2 separate regions of the Mus musculus genome follow, and region 1 is linked to region 2. A link is a loop called in an ENCODE intact Hi-C map of the cell type or tissue named here. Cell type or tissue: heart. All regions are shown on one strand. Links, peaks and the distances in the headings refer to the core of each region. The heading gives the core; the rest is flanking DNA. Region 1 has its middle 51 kb from the start of Slc25a36. Region 2 holds the start of Spsb4 (splA/ryanodine receptor domain and SOCS box containing 4).

Evidence for each region. Hi-C counts contacts between places; a loop is a spot of excess contacts. Peaks named below come from ENCODE experiments on the same cell type or tissue, not always from the same donor. Only the 100,000 strongest peaks of a DNase experiment are listed, where the experiment ranks them.
Region 1: a loop joins it to region 2, with 4 times the contacts of the local background. A loop is called at or near these places in 1 of 42 quality-filtered maps.

The regions. Positions count from the first base shown.
Region 1 is chr9:97,160,331-97,164,722 of GRCm38, reverse strand. No RefSeq gene overlaps it. Among named protein-coding and RNA genes, the nearest start is that of Slc25a36, 51 kb to the right of the region's middle. In heart, for the core only: a CTCF peak has its summit at 2,022 (motif pointing right); no DNase peak of the experiment used is centred there.
Region 2 is chr9:97,016,932-97,021,323 of GRCm38, reverse strand. Spsb4 (splA/ryanodine receptor domain and SOCS box containing 4) reads left to right here and starts at 2,969. Exons shown (of 3, transcript NM_145134.3): 1 at 2,969-3,130. Gm16010 (a long non-coding RNA gene) reads right to left here. Exons shown (of 3, transcript XR_871043.3): 2 at 3,558-4,392; 3 at 1-3,331. In heart, for the core only: CTCF peaks have their summits at 2,344 (motif pointing right) and 3,023; DNase peaks (open chromatin) are centred at 2,473 and 2,973; H3K4me3 peaks cover 2,460 bases; H3K27ac peaks cover 2,337 bases.

The sequences.
Region 1 (4,392 bases), core at 249-4,248, 140 kb before region 2:
ATCAAGGTCTAGAGTAAACGTTACAGTTTATAATGAAACCAAAACATTGTTTTCAATCAGGACTAAAACAAAAATGCTCTCCTCTTGCCACTTCTCAGGGCTGTTAATTCAGGGACCCTGGTTCCACAAGTCAAAAAAAGAAAACATGCGTGAGGACTGGAGAGGAAAAGAAATTAATTTTCTCAGATAATGTGATTGACAACATAGAAAACCCATCTAAACAAATAATTAGAATCAATTAGTTAGCCAGAGAATTATAGAAGTAAAATCAGATTGTGGTTTGCTCTCAGTGGTACAGGGCTGGGGGACTCAACTGGAATAGAGACTTCTTTCATAAGCAATTGGACCTTTGCAAGATATATCTCTCGCTCCCCTCCCCTCTCCTCCTCCCCCTTCCCTTCACCCTCCCCCTCACTCCTTCCCTCCCCCCCCCCCCTGCATCAGAAAAGCCTTCATGGGAGCAGCTCTGGTTAAGAGATACGGATTTTCTCATTGGGCTTGCAGGAACAATAGAGAAGCAGCTGACAGGATACAGGTAACACAGTATTCTAGGAAAGAGAGCTAAGGAGACTTCTTGGGTTTGGAGAGCTCAAGAGAAAGGTATAGTCTACCTCAATCCAGTGACACAGATAGGAAGAGATTTATTTCTACAGAGCTAGCAGTTTGGAAGACCAGACTTATAAATAGTTATTTTGTATATAGTTAAGAAAATAGTGTTATCTCGTGGAGCTAGCTGAGTTTGGCCTCAGTTTATGCCTCCCGTGTCTTGATGTAAATATTGGATAATTTAAATGGTTTCAAAGGGCAGCAATGTCTGGACCCTTAGGAGCATAAGTGACTAGTACTTAAAGTTGACCAAGAATCTGTTTTCAGGAATGAGCTACCAAAGTGAGCTACCAAAGCCCTTGTTTCTCAATAATTCTAGGTGGCTCCCTGCTGTCCCAGGAGAAAGCATGACAAGGCACAAAAGCTGAGAAAATGGTCCCCATGATGAGGCCTCAAGACTTCTTTTCTTTGCCTCCCTCCTCCCGACTTCACTAAATAATTACCATATTTGACCCTCACCCCTGCCATGTACTGTCTGTCTCCCTGCCTGGGCTGCTCTGTCCTTCCTCAGTGATGACAGCCTTGACCCACAGGCTCCAGGATGTCCCCCGTGGCCCAGCAGAAGAAAACAGTGTCAAGTTTCTTACTGAATTCTTTTTCTTATCAATAAGGTGTGTGATCTAGTCTCGAACTCGTGGACTCAAGTGTTCATCCTGCCTGAGCCTCCCAAGCAGCTGGGAGTTGAGGTGCACACAGCACCTTGTATTGCTCTTCATGGCTGAGCTTTATCTGGGCTTGTTTTGAGATTTTGGGGCTTGCACTCACATGGGCAGAAGTTGTCACTAAAGCATAATAAAGCCCAGCTACGTCTGTTAGAAACTCCATAGAGATAATTCTTGCTTTTCCCAGGAAAATCAAGATAATCCGTTCTTAAACATCACTTGCCATTTTAAGAAGTTCTATAAACAGCCGTTGTTAGTATCACCAGATTGCTGCCAAACAGGAGTGTGAACCTGAGGCTGCCAAATATTCCGATGTTTACAAAAAACATAACTGGGAAGAGTTTCCACACATGTAATCAACTCCAATTGGTTTTTTTGTACTGAGTACTGAACCCAGAACTTTGCTCTTGCTGGACCAACATTCTACCACCTCCATATGTCCATAGCTAATAACTGTTTTGAAATACCAGGTGGATGCTATGAAGGCCAAATAGAAGATATCTGTCCAGGGTCCACCCAACAGTGACCTCTGCTCTAGATGTACAGTGACGAGGTAGTCTTTGACTCTCCGTTGAGTAGCTCTCTGTTAGCTAGGGCAATGAGATTTTCAGAAAATCTCCACAATTCCCCATTTTTCTTACACACCACCATCTTCCTTTTTCTACATTTCTAGACTGGACCCAGGCAATGGATGTGTGAAGTTTTCTTTTCCAGAATGTGACAAGTAGGGATCTACCTGTGTTTCTTCAAATTCACCACCAGAGGGCAGACCTGTAAAATAAAAATCAAAACTCATAGATTTGTTTTATTTTAATTTGCTGGTAGTTTCGGTGAAGAGCTTCCAGGGACTAACCATTAAAGGGATTTTGTTTGCATATCTGAATGTAAGCCTTCTACAATGTACGATTGGGATGGGAATGTGTGTGCCCTGAAGAAGCCATAGAAGACATGGGCTACATTTTGAAACAGGACACCTGAGGATTTTACACCAAAAACCCAATAGCAATAGCTTGGTATCGCTCAGCAGTACAACTCAAGACAGGCAGGAATCTGTTTATTTCAGGAAGGCTTACGAATAAATGTGAGGTGCTCTGTATGATCTGCCACAGTCACCTTTTTCTGTCAAATGGGTCTCTTAAAAGAACCTGTCCAGATGTGATCTCTTTAGGCAACAAATTAAATTCCTGGAAGAAAAGCCGAGTACAGAGCATAGAGAGAACAAAGTGGAATGTCTCGTGAACAGCTGGTGGCCATAGAGTGGCGGCCGTACAGTGGGCTGTGTGCTAAGGTTAGCAACTAGAACTCCAAGAAGCGGAGCTCTGTGTAACTCTGCATCGATTTCTGTAATGCGAATATTCCTGTGTTGACCAACTTCAGACTCCCAACGAGACATCACTGAACATCTCTCCAGGCCCTTCTGGCTTTTAGAGCCTCCATCAAGAAACCAGGTGTTATTCTAATGGGTCTGCTGTTATGTTACTTGGTCTTTATCTTTCTTTGTTCTGTGCATTCAGGTCTATTTGTTGCTCTGTATGCCGGTTTGTTTTCTAAAGAGAGAGAAAAGGAAAACAGGAAGTTGCGTGTGTGGGAAGGTGAGAAGGATCTGGGAGGAGATGGGGGAGGGGAAACCATGATCTGAATATATTGTATGAAAGAAGTCTATTTTCAATTAAAAAGTAAATAATTTTAAAGGTTACATGAAGACTACCCATGTAACCCAACAATTCTTTTAGATATATGCCCTTAAAGAATTCGATAATTTATGTCTATTCAAGAGATTGGACATGAATGTTTATAACATCATAATTCATAATAGCCAAAAAATATAAGCTGGATTGAGAACTGCAAACAAAATGTGATATATTCATACAATGAAATATCATAAAGAGAATGAAGTGGAAAACGCTAATTCAGTTTCAAAAAAAATCCACTGTGCACAAAAGGCTACATCAAGTATGGTCCCAGAAACCCCAAATAGGCAGGCCAAAGAAATGGAAAGCAAACTTGGTTGTCATTTGGGAGGAAAGGAGAGGGCGTGGCTAGCAATGGGTGTGGTTTCTTCTTAAGGTGGTGAGGATGTTCTGGAATCAGTGGTGATGATATAAAACCTGAAAAAAAAATCCACTAAATTGTACATTTCAAAATGGTGGAGGAAAAAAATGGTGGACCTGAAGGGTGTGAATCATTCAGTTGTTTTATGTGTGTGTCTATAGCTTTTACTCTCTACTTCTCCCAACTTTGACATCATGACTTACTTGGTCAATTGCACTGTCTTTCCATCCCAACCTTTCTTTCACACAAAGCCTCCTAATTGGACAACCAGCCTCCACTCCCATCCTCTATCATAGATCCTCTTTCTCGGCTGCCTGCCAAGACGAATGTCAGCCCTTCACTTTCATGTGCATGTGTTCATGTGCATGTGTGTGCGTGTGCATGTAGGCATGCATGTTCTGCTTTCTCTACTCTCACACAGAGCACCTCTGATATAGGTATGCAGATTTCTCCCCACAATAAATTCCACTTCGCCTGTAGACACCAAGTTAGTCTTGTACACACAATCCAATTCTGACACTGCTTATTTACATAGAGTGTGCGTCAGAACCCCATACATATAGGATTCAGTCCTACCTTAGATGTCAATCAAAAGCTCGGGCTTCCCTCAACCCCAACCGACCAGCCAAGGCTATGGTGCCCTTTCCTCAAGCTTGATTAGAATGTCGAGTAAACACTGGGAACCACCTTACTTATGCTTGCCTTTGTATGATCAAGAGTGTCAGAAAGCCTGGAGAGGATAAGAGTAAGTTATGGGAACAATAGGCGACACATGCCCTCTTCAGCCAGTCAAATCATTGTCCACTGCTAATTCCTTCAGATTCTGGGTTCTTTGCCCTCCCCAGACAGAGAGGGTGGGGCTGAAAGTACCACTCCCAAGATGGCAAGGTTAGTTAGATAAGCAAACCGTATGTGGAGGCTTTCCAAAAGTTACCTCAAACATACTCAGGGGTGGTTGAAAGGGGCATAAAAGAACACAGATTTCTGTTGCCTTTAATGGTCCCATCACTCAGGAAATTATTGGACTTTTTAAAAGTTGGGATGTAGAGGAAAGATCTTTAAGAGACCAGAG
Region 2 (4,392 bases), core at 102-4,101:
GGAAAGCTCATGAAAGTTACAAGATTCACAAGGCTCCTTCTCGAGCTTGTAAAAGCTGGAGCATGCAGGCTCTTCTGATCGCTAGCTGTGCACAGAGCTCCACTTGCTCTCCATCCCGGGATGGGCTTTTTAGTGATATCTCTGTGCCTCCCGTGCTTCTATAAGTAACACTAATGGATCACCAAAATAGGCTTGGGTGGAATTATTTCCACCATAGATACCCTATGTGGAATGAACAGATACTTGTTCACATTTCAAACTTGGGGACACACCATACCTATGCTATTCAGGGGGTGGAAGATTTGGGGGAACTTTAGTGATATTTGGGGGTGCCATTGTGCCCATTTCTTGATACCCAAGGCAAGTCACAAAGGCTTGTGTAGAGAACTTATCTGGCACACAGGTATGTATTTGGGGGAGCAGTTTCTCAAAATGTGACCCTTGACCCTTCCTCACCTTGTTCTAGAGCTATTGTGAAGTCTTCCAGAAAGAAGGAAGAAATGAGTGTTGGCAGTTGTATTGGGGTCCAGGTAGAAAAACCATCAGCCGGGGATGGTATTTTTTTTTCAGGGTTTATTTTAAGTGTATGAGTACTTTGCCTGTGTGAATGTATGTGTGTTATTTACATGCCTGGTGCTGATGGAAGTCAGAGGAAGGCATCTGATGCCCTGGAACTGATATTCTGGACAGCTGTGACCCACCATGTGAGTGCTGGGAACTGAACCCTGGTCCTCTGCAAGAGCAGCAAGTACTTTGTTTGTTTGTTTGTTTGTTTGTTTGTTTGTTTGTTTGACACAGGGTTTCTCTAGGTAGCCATAGCTGTCCTGGAACTCATTCTGTAGACTAGGCTGGCCTTGAACTAAAAGATCTGACTGCCTCTGCCTAGTGAATGCTGGGGTTAAAGGCGTGCACCACCCACTGCCTGGTTTAACCGTCTGAGTCATCTCTCCAGTCCTTGAAAAGTCTTGCTTAAGTTCCTGTTTGCTGAGTTTTCCTCGGTTCTCATTTCACGATGTCCAGCTCTGTTAGCACCACAGCCGTGGTCAGAGCACGTACTCCAGAAATGTCCTGGGGAGGGAGGGGACTCGGGGGGACAAGGAAATGTGTGCATGGGTCACATTCCCTTCAGCAGCTCTTCTGTGCAGTCCCAAGAGCAGAGACACACAGGTACGGAGAGACAGACATGCAGATATAGATGAAGCAGCCCAAATAAAACCAAGAGCGCCACAAATACTTGCTCAGAATACCCCTCTGCCACACCACTGAGCTGTCCTAATCGACAAAGCATCATTGACTGCCTGGATCTCTGAAGCAGCTTCCAAGCTGGCCAGTGCTATTCATCCATCTATCCATCCTGCCACTGGATTATCTTTCTGGACAGCAAATCTGTGAAGGTCAAGAGGCCTGCCAAACTGATCTTGGGGAAAAGCCAAGCCCTTTGGATGCTCTCCAAGACCCTAAGTACCTACTCTCGTTTCATCTTACCTCCTGTTTTGGCTCCAGTCATACCACAGGCTGTTACAGGTACCTACCATGAGACTATGATGTCTCTGCATCTAGCAGCTCATTCATGCAGACACTTCCACAAGGAAACATTCTCAAATTGCCCTCCCCAGTCTGGGAGAGGTACCCTGGAGCCTTGGTCAACACATTTCCCTCACAGGGCTGAATTACAGGTGCTTATCTTCTGTGTACATGGGGGGAAAAAAAAGGACACTTTCTGAGGGGTGAGGTCAGTTAAGACTATGGAATGGACCTAATGTCAACTCTGGCATGGAAAGCAGGATGCCCTGGCCTGGAAGGAAGCCAACTTGGAGGTACAGAGCATCCCTCGCTCTGGCCACGCCCTCTTATCTCTGCGCTCTGGTTACCGAGGGAGCCGCCATCCTTCAGCGCTCTCGGTAGCCCTCTGATCGATGATCCTTCTCTCGGGCCTCAGGTGGTCAGGGGAAAAGCACCATGGAGCAGGTGCTGCGTGAAATTGGATTCTGAAAGATGAGTTGGAGTCTGGCCTCAGAAATAAAGTGTGGACATGTGTGTGCCTAAGGCAAGGGGGTATATTAAAGCATTCTCTTTCCCAGTCGTTGTTTCCCGCAGGCCTTCAATACAGGCTCCAAAGCTATCTGGCGACCGTGATGTCTCCTCTCTTCATCCCCGCCCCTAGGGACACCCACCGTGGCTCTCTAGGCACGCTTGAATGAATGGGGGAGGACCCATGCGCATGAATGAGCGCGTGTGTGAGCGAGTGTCTAGGCTAGCCAGTCCGCAGATGAGTGAATGGCGTCCGCGCCACTTCGGCCCAGGGGCGCGGGCGAGGGTTCCACTTCCCTTTCCCGCCAGCTGGTGGCCTCCAGAAGGTGGCAGAGCCGGCAGCGGCCCGAGCTGGGACGGCCGGGGCGCGGGATGGTGGGGGAAGGGGCGTTCCCGGCGGCCGCGCCTTCCGCGGCTATTGGATTAGTGGCCTTCAGGGATGAGCTCAGCCGGATCGGCTTTCAGCTGCAGCCTCCGGGCCGGCCGGGAAGGCGGGGAGCGAGCGGCCGTGGAGGAGGAGGGGGAGGCGGCGGCTGCAGCATCCAGAGCTGGCCCTGGCGGTCGGCGCGCCCGGCGCACAAAGGCGCTCAGCCCCTGGGGAAGGCAATGAGCGCACAGCTGCCCGGGCCCTGGCCACCACTGCAGCCCTCGCGGCGTGTGCTCAGTGCTCTAGGGAAGAAACCCGGTGCTCCGGGGACGGGCGGCCGAGGTGCGGCCCGTGTGCCCTGAGCGCGGGACTCGTCGCTCTCCAGGTCAGGCGCCAAGCTTTAGGGCCATCAGGGCAAGGGCTTCCGCATCTCGCTGAGATCAGCGCAGTGGGGCACTTCACTACTCGGGACCGGACCTCGGCGGCCTCTCCCGAGCGTCAACTTCTCCAAGAACGTCCCTAACTCCAGGGCACCCTGCGGAGCGAGAGGGCGCTGCCGCCGGATACAAGTCGAGAGGACGCGCCGCTGGTTGAGAAGCAGCAGCCAGCATCCGCGGGGTCGCTCGGGCGCCCCTGCGTGGGCGGCAGTGGCAGCAGACCTCTCTCCCGGGAGTCCCGGACCTGCCAGCGCTGGGGATTCCTCCCAGGCAGGCGCTCGCCCTCTCTTTTATGGTAAGTGTTCTCCAGCTCCTGCTAAGGGGTGATCGTCCGCCAGTACCGGTCACACTCGGTGCTCTTGGGGGACTCTCTGGTTCCGGTCCGTGGGAATGTCTCTGTGAATTATGGCATTCCGAACTGGTTGGTTTGCGCCCAGCCTCGGGCGTTGCGTTGAGGTCAGCCTCTGGTACTGTAGGTTTGAAACCGCTGCTCTCCCTGTAGTGGAGACAACACACACAAATTGAACCCAGACTCAACCGACTATGTTCCGGTCGTATATCCGTCACTCTCTGGGGTGACCTTGGGCCAGGTGCCACAACCACGGTTTCCTCATCCATAAGATGGGGGTGATAGTGTGCCCTTTTTTACTAGAGTGTTGGAGGAACTGCTGGGGTGGTGCGGAGACCCGCGTCTGGCATTCAGAAAGCACTTAGATACTAACTAGCGTTATTAGCCTTGTGAGTCCAAGCACATCATCCAATTTCGCAGAGCTGCCTCATCTGAGTGGCGAGGACTAATTTCTGGGGGTCTGCTCGTCTGTGGCTTTTGGAGCTGTGGGAGTAAAGCGTCTAGCACTCAGCAGCCGCTGGTGGTGATTGTTCGTCTCCGACGCTGGGGCAGGGAAGACTGATTGCCGGGTCCGGGAGTCGCTCGCGCACGGTTCCCAGCCTGGCTGCGAGACAAACTTGGAGAGAATAGGTGGCTCCGGATTCTGCTCTGGGAAGCAGGGAGGAGGAAGCCAAAGCCCGGAGTGCGGCAAATAAGTCCAGGAAAAACAAGGGACCCCAAACTCCCGGCTAGAAAGGCCCAGGAAGTGTGATTCCCACCGCCCCGTGGCCAAGCGAGAGCTGCTGAGTCAAGAAGAGAGAAGAGAGCACGTTTGTGTGGCTCTATCTAGAACTTTCAGTCCTGCAGTCCCGGGCTTGGATTTGAATTCGGCTTTCAGCTCCATCCCGCGGTGTGACCTTGAGCGATTCTTCTAAGGTCCGCTGCTCTGTGCTTCCCCTCGCCCTCCTCCCCTCCCCCTTTCTTCCCCTTCTCCTGGTTCCTCTCCCTCCCTACTCCAGGAATTGGTGTGAACATCTCTTATCCTTCCATTCATCTGCCCCTAACAGTTGTTGAGCCTATCTAGATTTAGAAGAGATAAGGGGAAAGTTCACTTCCCACTGTGCCCTGTGGAAAGCGACTAACCCCTGAGGCTTCCTGTCTGTTTCCTCACTTTGGCACCTCTGTCTTTCAACTAAAGCCTGCAGTTTCTATTGCTCAGGGTGATGGAG